2 separate regions of the Homo sapiens genome follow, and region 2 is linked to region 1. A link is a contact called in ENCODE Hi-C or POLR2A ChIA-PET data. All regions are on one chromosome and are shown on one strand. The core of a region is the stretch at or near the end of the contact, and the rest is flanking DNA. Distances in the headings are between cores, read along the strand shown. Region 1 holds the start of CASTOR1 (cytosolic arginine sensor for mTORC1 subunit 1). Region 2 has its middle 26 kb from the start of LIF-AS1.

What was found. Hi-C counts contacts between places; a loop is a spot of excess contacts on that map. ChIA-PET counts read pairs that join two places held with the same protein, here RNA polymerase II (POLR2A). Pooled maps may share reads with other maps.
Region 2: a map of mammary epithelial cell shows a loop between it and region 1 (7-fold over the local background). The contact joins the enhancer-like site here to the promoter of CASTOR1 in region 1. A Hi-C loop is called at or near these places in 1 of 168 maps with a recorded cell type or tissue (mammary epithelial cell) and 5 of 50 pooled maps. POLR2A ChIA-PET finds 5 or more read pairs at or near these places in 7 of 52 experiments (Caco-2, MCF 10A, PC-3 and 4 more).

The regions. Positions count from the first base shown.
Region 1 is chr22:30,286,209-30,291,085 of GRCh38, forward strand. It overlaps CASTOR1 (cytosolic arginine sensor for mTORC1 subunit 1), which reads right to left and starts at 3,297. Exons shown (of 9, transcript NM_001037666.3): 1 at 3,177-3,297; 2 at 2,498-2,568; 3 at 1,165-1,352; 4 at 947-1,079; 5 at 617-740; 6 at 55-168. The coding sequence starts at 3,289. RefSeq lists silencers at 2,955-3,034, 3,235-3,674 and an enhancer at 4,555-4,614.
Region 2 is chr22:30,210,611-30,215,985 of GRCh38, forward strand. No RefSeq gene overlaps it. Among named protein-coding and RNA genes, the nearest start is that of LIF-AS1, 26 kb to the right of the region's middle. RefSeq lists enhancers at 1,910-2,204, 3,930-4,464. Within about 2 kb of position 2,086, at least 18 of the 41 ENCODE cell types and tissues checked have a DNase peak (open chromatin) inside an H3K27ac peak, as active enhancers do; they include PC-3 and mammary epithelial cell, where a contact is called at or near this core.

The DNA of each region.
Region 1 (4,877 bases), core at 2,047-4,546:
CCTGCCTGGGACTGGCTGGGGCCTGGGGCCCACCCGGGGTCAGGGGTCACCTACTTTTTCTGTGTTTCAGCATCCATGACAATGGAGATATAACCCTCGATGAGGGAGAAGGCAAAGAACGTGATGGAGCTGGGTTCAGGACTGCTAGAGGCTGCCTCCTTGGGGGTGCTGGGGAGGGATGGGAGGTTTAGGGGCTCTACCAGGCACCCAGCCTACTGCCCCTGCTCCCGATCAGCCTCCAGAACCCTGGGAAGGAGCTGGTATGGTGGCCTGGGCAGGCTCTGCCATATCTGCTACCCGCCCAAGGGTCCAGCCCTCTGGAAGGTGTGGGTGGGGATGGGGGAGGACAATGAACCCAGCCTGTGCCAAAAACAAAGGATTCCACGGTGAGAGGGCCAGACCAGGGCATGGCTCAGACGACCCCACTGGAAAGGGATCCAGCTTTGGGGCAAGAACCTTCCCCGAACATCAGTGAAGCACAAGTGAGCATCATGGGCTGCCAGGAACCCCAAGAGAGGACAAGCAAGAGGTGCAAAACTGATAGATGGGCGGAAAGTGGTGGGACAGAGTGTAGGGAACAGTGCTGTGAGGACAAAGACGAAGTTCCAAGGTCCACCTGTGCGAGTAGAAGAGGACATCTATGAGGGTGGTGGCGATGGCTGGAAGCGTCTCAGGGTCCAGTGTGAGGACACAGAAGCGGTTCTGTGGGCTCTGGATGGGATGCACCGTGGGGCTGGGCCCTGCTGGAGGACAGCAGCAGGTGAAAAGGTGTCCGTGGGCTGGGGCGCCCCCTGGTGGCTAGTCAGGGAGAGGCGTGGGCCAGGGGCAGGTCTTGCTATCCAGGAACTGGCCGGGGTCCTCCTGCCCCACTGGGGCCCAAAAGGGAAGGGACCCAGTGGGAAGAGGAGGCCCTGCCCAAGTCCAAGTGTCAGGGGGCGGCCCTCACCATGCTGAGTGCGGGGAAAGCCATTGCTGGAATCATCCCTCGTCACAGGCACAGGCTCTCCGCCCACCTCGCGGTAAATGTCGAACTCCTGGGCCAGCGTGTGGATCACCACGGACAGGTCCTGCTCCCGCACCTGGGCCACAGCAGATGGCACATCACATGGGCTCCCAGGTACCTATATCCACCCTGCTCTGCATCAGCACCAGCAGGAAACTCACCAGGATGAAGTCCGTCTGGTAAGTGGACAGCATCAGCACAGACACGTGGTGCTCGGCCAGTGGCGCGATGACCGAACGGGCGATCTTGGTGACCCCAGCAGCCTGCACTGCCGCACCGCTGTGAGACGACACGTTCAGCACCAGCCATGTGGCCTCAGCTACTTGCAGGAACTCAGATGGGGGCAGCTCTGTGGGCAGGGGACATGTCAGGTCAGGGTCTACAAGGCTGGCCCCTGCCCCTCTCTGAGCCTCAGTTTCCCTTTCTGTGCCTTGGAGGGCTCCATCAAGGTAAGGGCAGGTCTGGAGGCTGGGGCTCCTGAAGTCCCTATGTGTGCAAAGACTGAGAAAGGCTTCAAGTGCTGGCCTGGTGGCATTGAAACTTCCCACTTAAGATCAGAGGTCCAGATTCAGACAGACCTGGGTTCAAATCCCAGCTTTGTTAATTTGTCTTATGACCTGGGGTGGGTGATTTGAGTCTCAGTTTCCTCATCTGTAAAATGGGACGACAATATCTACCTCACTACGGTGTCTTCTGTGGGTTAGCAGAAGCTTTGTACCACATGGCACCACCAGGGGGCATTCGCAGATCAGGTTGGCTGGGGGATTGCCTTCCCCTTTTGCAGACCCAGACTTCTGAAGTAAAAACAGGGAAACTAAGGCCTGCAGTGGAGCATGGGGACAGGCTAAGCTCCAGCTAGCTGGCCTGAGACTCCAAGCCTGTGAGGATGGGCAGGGCCAGCAGCAGGAGGAGGAGCTAGGCGTCAGCTCCAGGCCCCAGGGAGGGCCCAGGCTGGCGTCCAGTCCTGAGCTGGGGCCAGGGCCTGGGTGGCTGCTATTCACCCCAGCACAGCCAGGAGGCCTCCAGGACCCTCCCCTGAGATGGCTGCCTGCTCCTGCATTCCTTCCCTCAGACTCCTGGAGTTTCCAGACCAGCAGGGGAGGAGGTGACCCAAACCAGAGAGTAAGACCAGGAGGAAATAATACCCAGGGATTTCTAACAGCAGCACTTGACTGGAATCATAACAGAGGCCCTTCTGCAGGCCTAAGACTGCTGAGTGCCCCTCAGCGGTTTTAAGTTTATAAAGGCCTCATGGGACCCTATGTATCAGAACCATAACTATACCCATTTTACATAAGAGAAAACAGCTCAGAGAGGGAAAGTGATTTGCTCAAGGGCACACAGCCAGGGAGTGGTGGAGTAGGATTCGAACCCCGACCCATCTGCTTTTAAGGCTTAAGCTCTTGGGACGGATCCCAGCAACTGGTGAGAACCCTACAGAAGGGGAGCACGACAAGCCCCTCCCGTACTCCCGTTCCCCAGACCAACCCCCACCTTTAAAGCCCTCCTCGTCCACCATAAGCGTGTAATCCTCAGGGGTCTCCGTCAGGCTGAAGAACTTGCACCTGGTTGGGGGTGGGGAGCATCTTCAGCTTGGTGTGGAGAACTAGGGGTCGGGAGTGGATTTCTCTCCATCTGCCCCGAGACACCCCCGCGACCCTGGGCCGGGCGCCTTCTTGCCCTCTCGGCCTTTAATTTCCAGGCCAATGGGATGTTAGCCCCATCTCGGGGGTTGGGGGCTACTTTCCGGCCTCCCGACCTCTCCAGGAACCCTCCACCCCTCCACTCCTGGAGGGAGGAGAGGTTCACACCCGCGGCGACAGCCCCAGGGGCGTCGGACCTTGGACCCCCTAGTCCAGCCCCTCTGACATGAAGGGAGGCGTCCTGGAAGGAGCTCCCCGCAGTGACCAGGTAGGAATGCCCCCATTTGACACTACTGAGTTAAGCATTGCCCATCCCAGGCTGTTTGCGCTTTGCCCCTGGGAGGGGGCCTCACGGGGCCGGATAGGCGGCGGTCCCCCAGGCCGGATGGCGGCCGGACGGGGAGAGTCCTCCCCACCCGCTCCCGCCCGCCTGCCTGCCTGCCTTACGGCGATCCTAATCCTCCGACCCTGGCCCGGAGCGAGAGCAGAGCCCCCAGCCCCTATCTGCGCTCCCGAACCCGGGCGCGCACCGGCTGCGGCGGGGCAGGAAGAGCAGCTTGATGAGCGGGTGGGTGTAGAGCCAGAGACCGGGACGGGCGACGCTCAGCACCCGCACCCGGTGTTCTAGGATGTGCAGCTCCATCGCGGCTCGCGCGGACCCGACCCCGCCGCCAACTAGACCCAGGCCGCACGGGAGGCGGGGCGGCGGGGGTGGTGCCCGAGCCTTAAAGGAGCCGCTGCGCTGCCGCGTCCACGCCGCCCGCTGCGAGGCTGACCCGCCCAGCCAGGCGCGGCGTCCGGCTCCTTGACGGCCACGCCCCGCGGGAAGAGAAGCCTATTGGGTGGTCACGCCTCCTCCTAACGCCAGAACCTCATCCCGCTTTCCAGCCAGCCCACCGAGACCGCCCCGAACGGCTCCGCCTTTTTTAGTACTGGCTCGGGGATAGACCCCACCCCGTCTGACTCCTCCAGGCCCCGCCCCTGACGCGCCCCCTCCCTGGGCTCCGCCCTTTCCGCGGAAAGCCAGCTGCGCAGCCGGTGGGAGCATCCCGGAGGGGACGTTTCTGTCCTTCTGGCACACACGTGGGTTTCATGATTGAAGTCCTTGAGACAGAAGGGACACGAAACAAACTGGAGCTCGGCTAGGACCAGAACGCTGCCCCCAAATCCCCGGAGCAATGAGAGGCACAGGTCTGCTGTGCAGCGCTGTCCCCCGGGCGCCTTTCGCTCTCCTGCCTCTCATGGCTGCAGGGGGCAGGGCCGCCAACACAGGATTGCGATTGATACCTACCCTTCCCCGCTTGCGAGGGGGCTGACAAATTGAAACCTGGCCTGGTAGCCCCACTTGTTCCTTTCATCCAACTTTCAAAATAGAAGGCTCCTCACCAGGGGCACACAGAGGTAGAATCCTAGCCACCTCTGCCTGAGCGACATACTTTGGGTTAGGGGGCTGCAGGTGGCCAAGGCCTAAGGCTTGAGGTCCCTCGATACCAACAAAACCCGGAAGTGCTTGAGCCAGTAATGCCCAGTGCTCAGACTTTGGTGGGGGAGGCCCTTGCAGCTGAGGTTCAGTGAGTACTCAGACCTCAAGCCTGAAACTTGAGCCCCAAAGCCTGCAGCCCTTAGCTAGCCTGTGCACATCTAAACTTGCTTCAGGTTCAAGGAGGCCCCCGGCACTGGCAGACACCCCAGATCTTATCAGGCCTTCACAGGTCTAAGACCCCCCCAAGGCTAAGCAGGCATCAGCATGTCCATGTTGGCTCCATGCAGGGCTGAGAATGCTCCAGGGGACCCTTGCCTGGCCTGAGCACCCTGAGGCCTCAGATGTGAGGCTTTGAACCAAGTAGACTAAAGCAGGCCTCAGGCCTGATTGGGACCCAGCAGGCCTAAGCAGGCCCTCTGCCTGCTCTGGAGCCCCCACCATAGGCAGATGGAAGCCAAGCTAAGCCTCCTCCCTGGACTCTCGGGCTTGACACATTCCTGTGAAACACTATGTAGCCACCACATCCTGGCCTATCCCCTGGAGGACTAGGGGAAGGAGGAGCTTCTCAAAGGCTGAGCCCATCTCATCAATGGCAGGTGCAGACAGAGTGGGAAACCATGGGGCTGAGGGGAAGGAGGCAGGAAGTGGAGTGGCCTACCCTGATAGTCTCTTGAAACCCTTCACCTCCCTAGGCCTCAGTATCCCCAGCTGTACCAGGACAGGATGTTCCAGGCCCAGGCGAAGGCTG
Region 2 (5,375 bases), core at 836-3,335, 77 kb before region 1:
CTGTTATCAGAAGGGGACCGGGAATTCTGTGCCGCTCACTGCCCAGGTTGAATGGCTGGGGCCACAGGGGCCAGGCGTGGGGCCCCCGTCCAGCCTCAGCGGCTGTGACTCACAGCCCTCAGCTGAGTTTCTTCATTTTCCGCTGTCCCTGGGACAGTGGGACCAGAGCCCTGGTGGGAGGCCTGACTCCCCTCTCTTGTAATAGAGGAGACCTACGGCTGATTCACAGGAGCCTGCCCCCGGCATCACCCCAGCTGACCCACTGATGCACCCCGTCTGAAATCCACGGAGTTGCAGGCATGCCTGGAAGACCCCGAGCATTTATTCATCTCTTCCTCCTTCAGTCATTCGCACAGTCATTCTTTTTATGGTTGTGTTTTTCCAATCTTTATGATTTTTTTTTCCAATGGCAAAAGTAATCTATTGAATATTAGATTCAAAAGGAATGAAATTCTGATATATGCTCCCATGTGAGTGAACTTGAGGATATTATGTTAAGTGAAATAAGCCAGACACAAAAGGACAAATACTGTGTGATTGCACTTATACGAGTCAAATTTGTAGAGACAGAAAGTAGAATAAATGTTGCCAGGGGCTGGGGAAGGGGAAAGGGAGAGTTAGTGTTTAATGGGGACAGAGTTTCACTGGGGAAGGTGGTGGTAGCGGTTGCAACATTGGGAACGTACTTAATGCCACCGAACCATACACTTAAAAATGGTTCAAATGGAACATTTAATGTCACGCGTATTTTACCGTAATAAAGAAAAACAAAAAGTGATCTATTGTTCAAACAATATATAAAAGATAAAACATAAAAGTAGATGACTGGGCTCATAATTACCCTCATTTCTCACCCTGTTACCAGTTTGGAATATCTGCTTTCGAACCTTTTAACGTCCCCACGCAATCGTGTATGTGTGGGCAAATATAGGCCCTGAGGGAGGAAGGGAATGTGATCTCCAGGTGCCAGACACATGCTCCTCATCCCTGTCTCTTTGAAGGACAATGTCATGCCTGCATCCCCAGGTGCCCAGTGGCAAGGTCGCGCATGAACAATCACCGCCATCCAGCGATGTCTTAGAGGTGTCTGGCTCGGTGCTAAGCCCTTTCACATGCATGAGCTCAATCCTTACACCAGCGTCGTGAGGAAGGTATATCTTGATGCTCACTTCAAAGTCCATTTCAAGGCCAGGTGCAGTGGCTCACCCCTGTAATCCCAGCACTTTGAGAGGCTGAGGCAGGATTGCTTGAGCCCAGGAGTTCAAGACCAGGCTGGGCAACATAGTGAGACCCTGTCTGTAAAAAATTAAAAATTAGCGGGGCATGGTGGTGGTGGTGTGCTCCTGTAGTGCCAGCTACTCAGGAGGCTGAGGTGGGAGGATCACCTGAGCCCAGGAGTTCGAGGCTACCGTGAGCCATGATCACAGCACTGCACTCCAGCCCAGGCAACAGAGTGAGACCCTGTCTCAAAAACAAAAAACAGTCCAGGCTGGGCTCAGTGGCTCACGCCTTATAATCCCAGCACTTTGAGAGGCCAAGGTGGGCGGATCACCTGAGGTCAGGAGTTCGAGACCAGCCTGGCAAACATGGTGAAACCCCGTCTCTACTAAAAATACAAAAATTAGCCAGGTGTGGTGGCATACACCTGTAATCCCAACTACTCGGGAGGCTGAAGCAGGAGAATTGCTTGAACCCGGGAGGCGGAGGTTGCAGTGAGCCGAGATCACGCCACTGCACTCCAGCCTGGGCAACAGAGCGAGACACCATCTAAAACAACAACAACAACAAAAACCCAGTCCATTTCATAAATGAAGACTCAAAGGAGGCAAAGCAGGGATGACCTGTGAGATTGTCAGGATTTGCAGAGATGCCTCTGCCATCATGTGCCCCAATCCTCAGCAGAGGGAGGCACTTGCACACTTTGTAGCAATCCCTTCATTTCTGGCTTCCCTGTTGACTGTACATTCCTAGGGAGAAGGATTATGCCAGCTTGTTCCCCGCTTGGTCCTCCACAAGCCTCGAGCACAGTAGGTGTTCAACAAATATTTGTGGAAAGAATGCTTCTCATTCATTTCTCTGTTTGATCTTCTCCCACACTCCTGTGAGGTAGCAAATTAGGCAATATGATTGCTGCTGCTGTTAGTCATCTGGTTAGCAGGCGAGATGGGGTGACTTCCTCTGGGTCACACGGCCAGGACCTGCTGAGCTGGTCTCAGGCTCCTGGCTCCCCTCCCAGGCCTTTCCAACCCTGTCATGAGGACCTTGGCTCCTGTGCTTAAAAAACAAAGATATTAATTGGGAGGAGGAAGCCTTTGAGTCATTACCAGCAACAATAATAATAATTACAATCCTTCTCCTTGTAACCTTTACCTCATGTAATCCCCACTTCCATAGCACCAGCAAGGGAGGTGCTATTATTATCTCTAATAGATTGTTCTGCAGCTAGACAGAGAGGTTGAGCAACTTCCTCAACATCACACAGCTACGAGCAACAGAGCAGAGATTCAGACCCCATCTGGTTCCAGAGCCCATAAACCACAAGTTACAAATATTGTAATCCCAAGTGGCATCCTCCACCGCACCCAGACAGACTCACAGCGCGTGTGGGCTGCGTTTGGTGAGGGAGAGGCTGAATGGAACATCCATGTATTCTCTCCTGCATTCATTCATTCACTCTCACTTAGTGAGCATTCGCTGAAACCCACCTGGGCGCCCTGCCAAGCGTCTGGCCCTAGGACACAGCAAGAGCAGGATGGTGCCCTTTCTGCCCCCAGGGAGGCTTTGGCCAGGTAGGAAAGGCAGATATCACTGTGCAATTCATTGCTTCATTAGAGCAAAGATGAGTGCCACCGGGGAGGAGGGATAAGCCTCTGTCTGCCTAAACCCAGGGTGGGGAAGGCTGCCCCTCAGAGCTGCCATCTCAGTGGCAGTTTGCGGATGGCAGGAATCAGGGAACTGAGGGTGGAGAGCGTTCCAAGCGCCTGGAATTCCATAGTCTGGGCAAAGGCTTGGATCCGACTAGGATGGAAAGATGGCCGGTGTAGTCGGAACTGGTGAGAGAGGAGGAGAGGAGTGGGGATGGGGGTTCCAGGGTAGGTGGGCCAGCACTGTCCTGCCCAGTGTCCAAACCCTCTCAGACAGAACTAAGGCTGCGGCGAATGTCTTCACTTTCACTATTATCCTTAAAGAGTAAACAGGAAGTCCAAGTTAAAAGTTCCCATTTCTGGGCCGGGTGCGGTGGCTCACGCCTGTAATCCCAGCACTTTGGGAGGCCGAGGTGGGCAGATCACGAGGTCAAGAGATCAAGACCATCCTGGCTAACACGATGAAACCCCATCTCTACTAAAAGTACAAAAAAAAAAATTTAGCCAGGCGTGGTGGTGGGCGCCTGTAGTCCCAGCTACTTGGGAGGCTGAGGCAGGAGAATGGCATGAACCTGTGAGGCAGAGCTTGCAGTGAGCCAAGATTGCGCCACTGCACTCCAGCCTGGGCAACAGAGCAAGACTCTGTCTAAAAAAAAAAAAAAAAAAAAAAAAAAAAAAATTTCCCATTTCTGCCATTTCTGGCCAGGTGCAGTGGTGCATGCCTGTAATCCCAGCACTTTAGGAGGCTGAGGCAGGAGGATTGCTTGAGTCGAGGAGTTCAAGACTAGCCTAGGCAACGTAGCAAAACCTCATATCTGCAAAAAAATTGAAAGAATTTAGCCAGGTTTGGTAGCATGCACCTGTAGTACCAGCTACTTGGGATGCTGAGGTGGGAGGATTACTTGAACCTAGGAGGTACAGGCTGAAGTGAGCCATGATTGTGCCACTGTATTCTAGCCTGGGCAACAGAGTGAGACCCCCATCTCCAAAAAAAAAAAAAGAAGTTATCATTTCTCCCCAGGTTGCTGGGCTTAGATGGGGCCTCCAGTAGGCATTTAATCCAGATGCTGCATCTGTGCTGATGTTTGCATGTGACAACGTGCTCACTGTATTGTTTGACCCTCACAGCCACCTGGAAGGAGGAAAGGAGAGCAGATGTCAGAGCCCTGTACAGAGGAGGAAACTGAGGCAAGAAAAGGCAGCATCTGAGCTCCCCGCGCTCCTTTCCTGGTGGCCTTTTCTCCACTGTAAGGTTCATTCAATAGCACCTTAGTCTCTGAGTTGCAAGGGGACATGGAGAAGGTTATATGATGTAATCCAGGTAAAGAGTCGAGCAGACAAAGGCTCAACATCAGCTTTCAGTAAACGGCGGCTGCTGTCATTGTCATGATAACCAGAGTTGTGACTCTTAGGATTCCCGTACTCGGCTTCTCCCTGACCACCTGCACTGCCATGAGTTGGGCACCAAGCCAGGAGCTAGGAGGCAGGGAGGTGTTGGAGGCATCCCCTGCTCTTAAGGAGCATACAGTGTAGCAGGGAGGCGGTAATTAGCAACCCAAGGCAGCCAGCAAAGCACCAAAGAAGGACCAGGGCTCAGGGAGTCTTTGGGGCAGGTGTGGTAGGGTATGGAAAGCAGCTTGAACCTCTGAGATGGGAACGTGGACAAGGAAGCTGCAGAAACCTCAGACGGTTTGTGGTAGGTGTTCTCTGGGGCTGGAGCAGACAGGACTGAGGCTGGTGAGTCAGTGATCATCACATTCAATGGAGTTTGAATTGTAGCTCCATCCCTCAGGATGAGCAGGCGGCCACCAGGGATCAGGTGTGAGACCCGCTGCCTGGACAGTCACAGTTGATGCTGTGGTGAAAAACTCAAGGCTAAGTCGGGCACGGTGCCTCATGCCTGTCATCTCAGCACTTTGGGAGGCTGAGGCAGGTGGATCATCTGAGGTCAGGAGTTCAAGACCAGCCTGGCCAACATGGTGAAACCCCGTCTCTACTAAAAATACAAAAATCAGCCAGGTGTGGTGGCGCATGCCTGTAATCCCAGCTTCTCGGGAGGCTGAGGCAGGAGAATCACTTGAACCCAAGAGAAAGAGGTTGCAGAGAGCCAAGATCATGCCACTGTACTCCAGTCTAGGCAACAAGAGCGAAACCCCGTCTCAAAAAAACAAAAACAGAAACAAACAAACAAACAAAAAGGCTCCACCTTTCCATGAAGCTGTCAACCAGTGCAGCAGATCCTTCTTAACCATAGTATTTATTTGGAATTTTTTTCTAATTGCAGATGTAAATTGTGCAGAATGCAGAAAGGTAGGACTCACCTGTGCATGCGTGTGTGCCTCTATGCACACACACACACACACACACACACACACAACGGGAGGAAAAGCCAAGATCATTTATAGCTCACTACCCTGGGTAGCCCTGGTTAACCCCTCAGAGTACCTCCCTCCAGTCTTTCATTTATTCCCTGAAGGGGTTGATTCCAAGTGCTGTAAGATAGGGAAACCC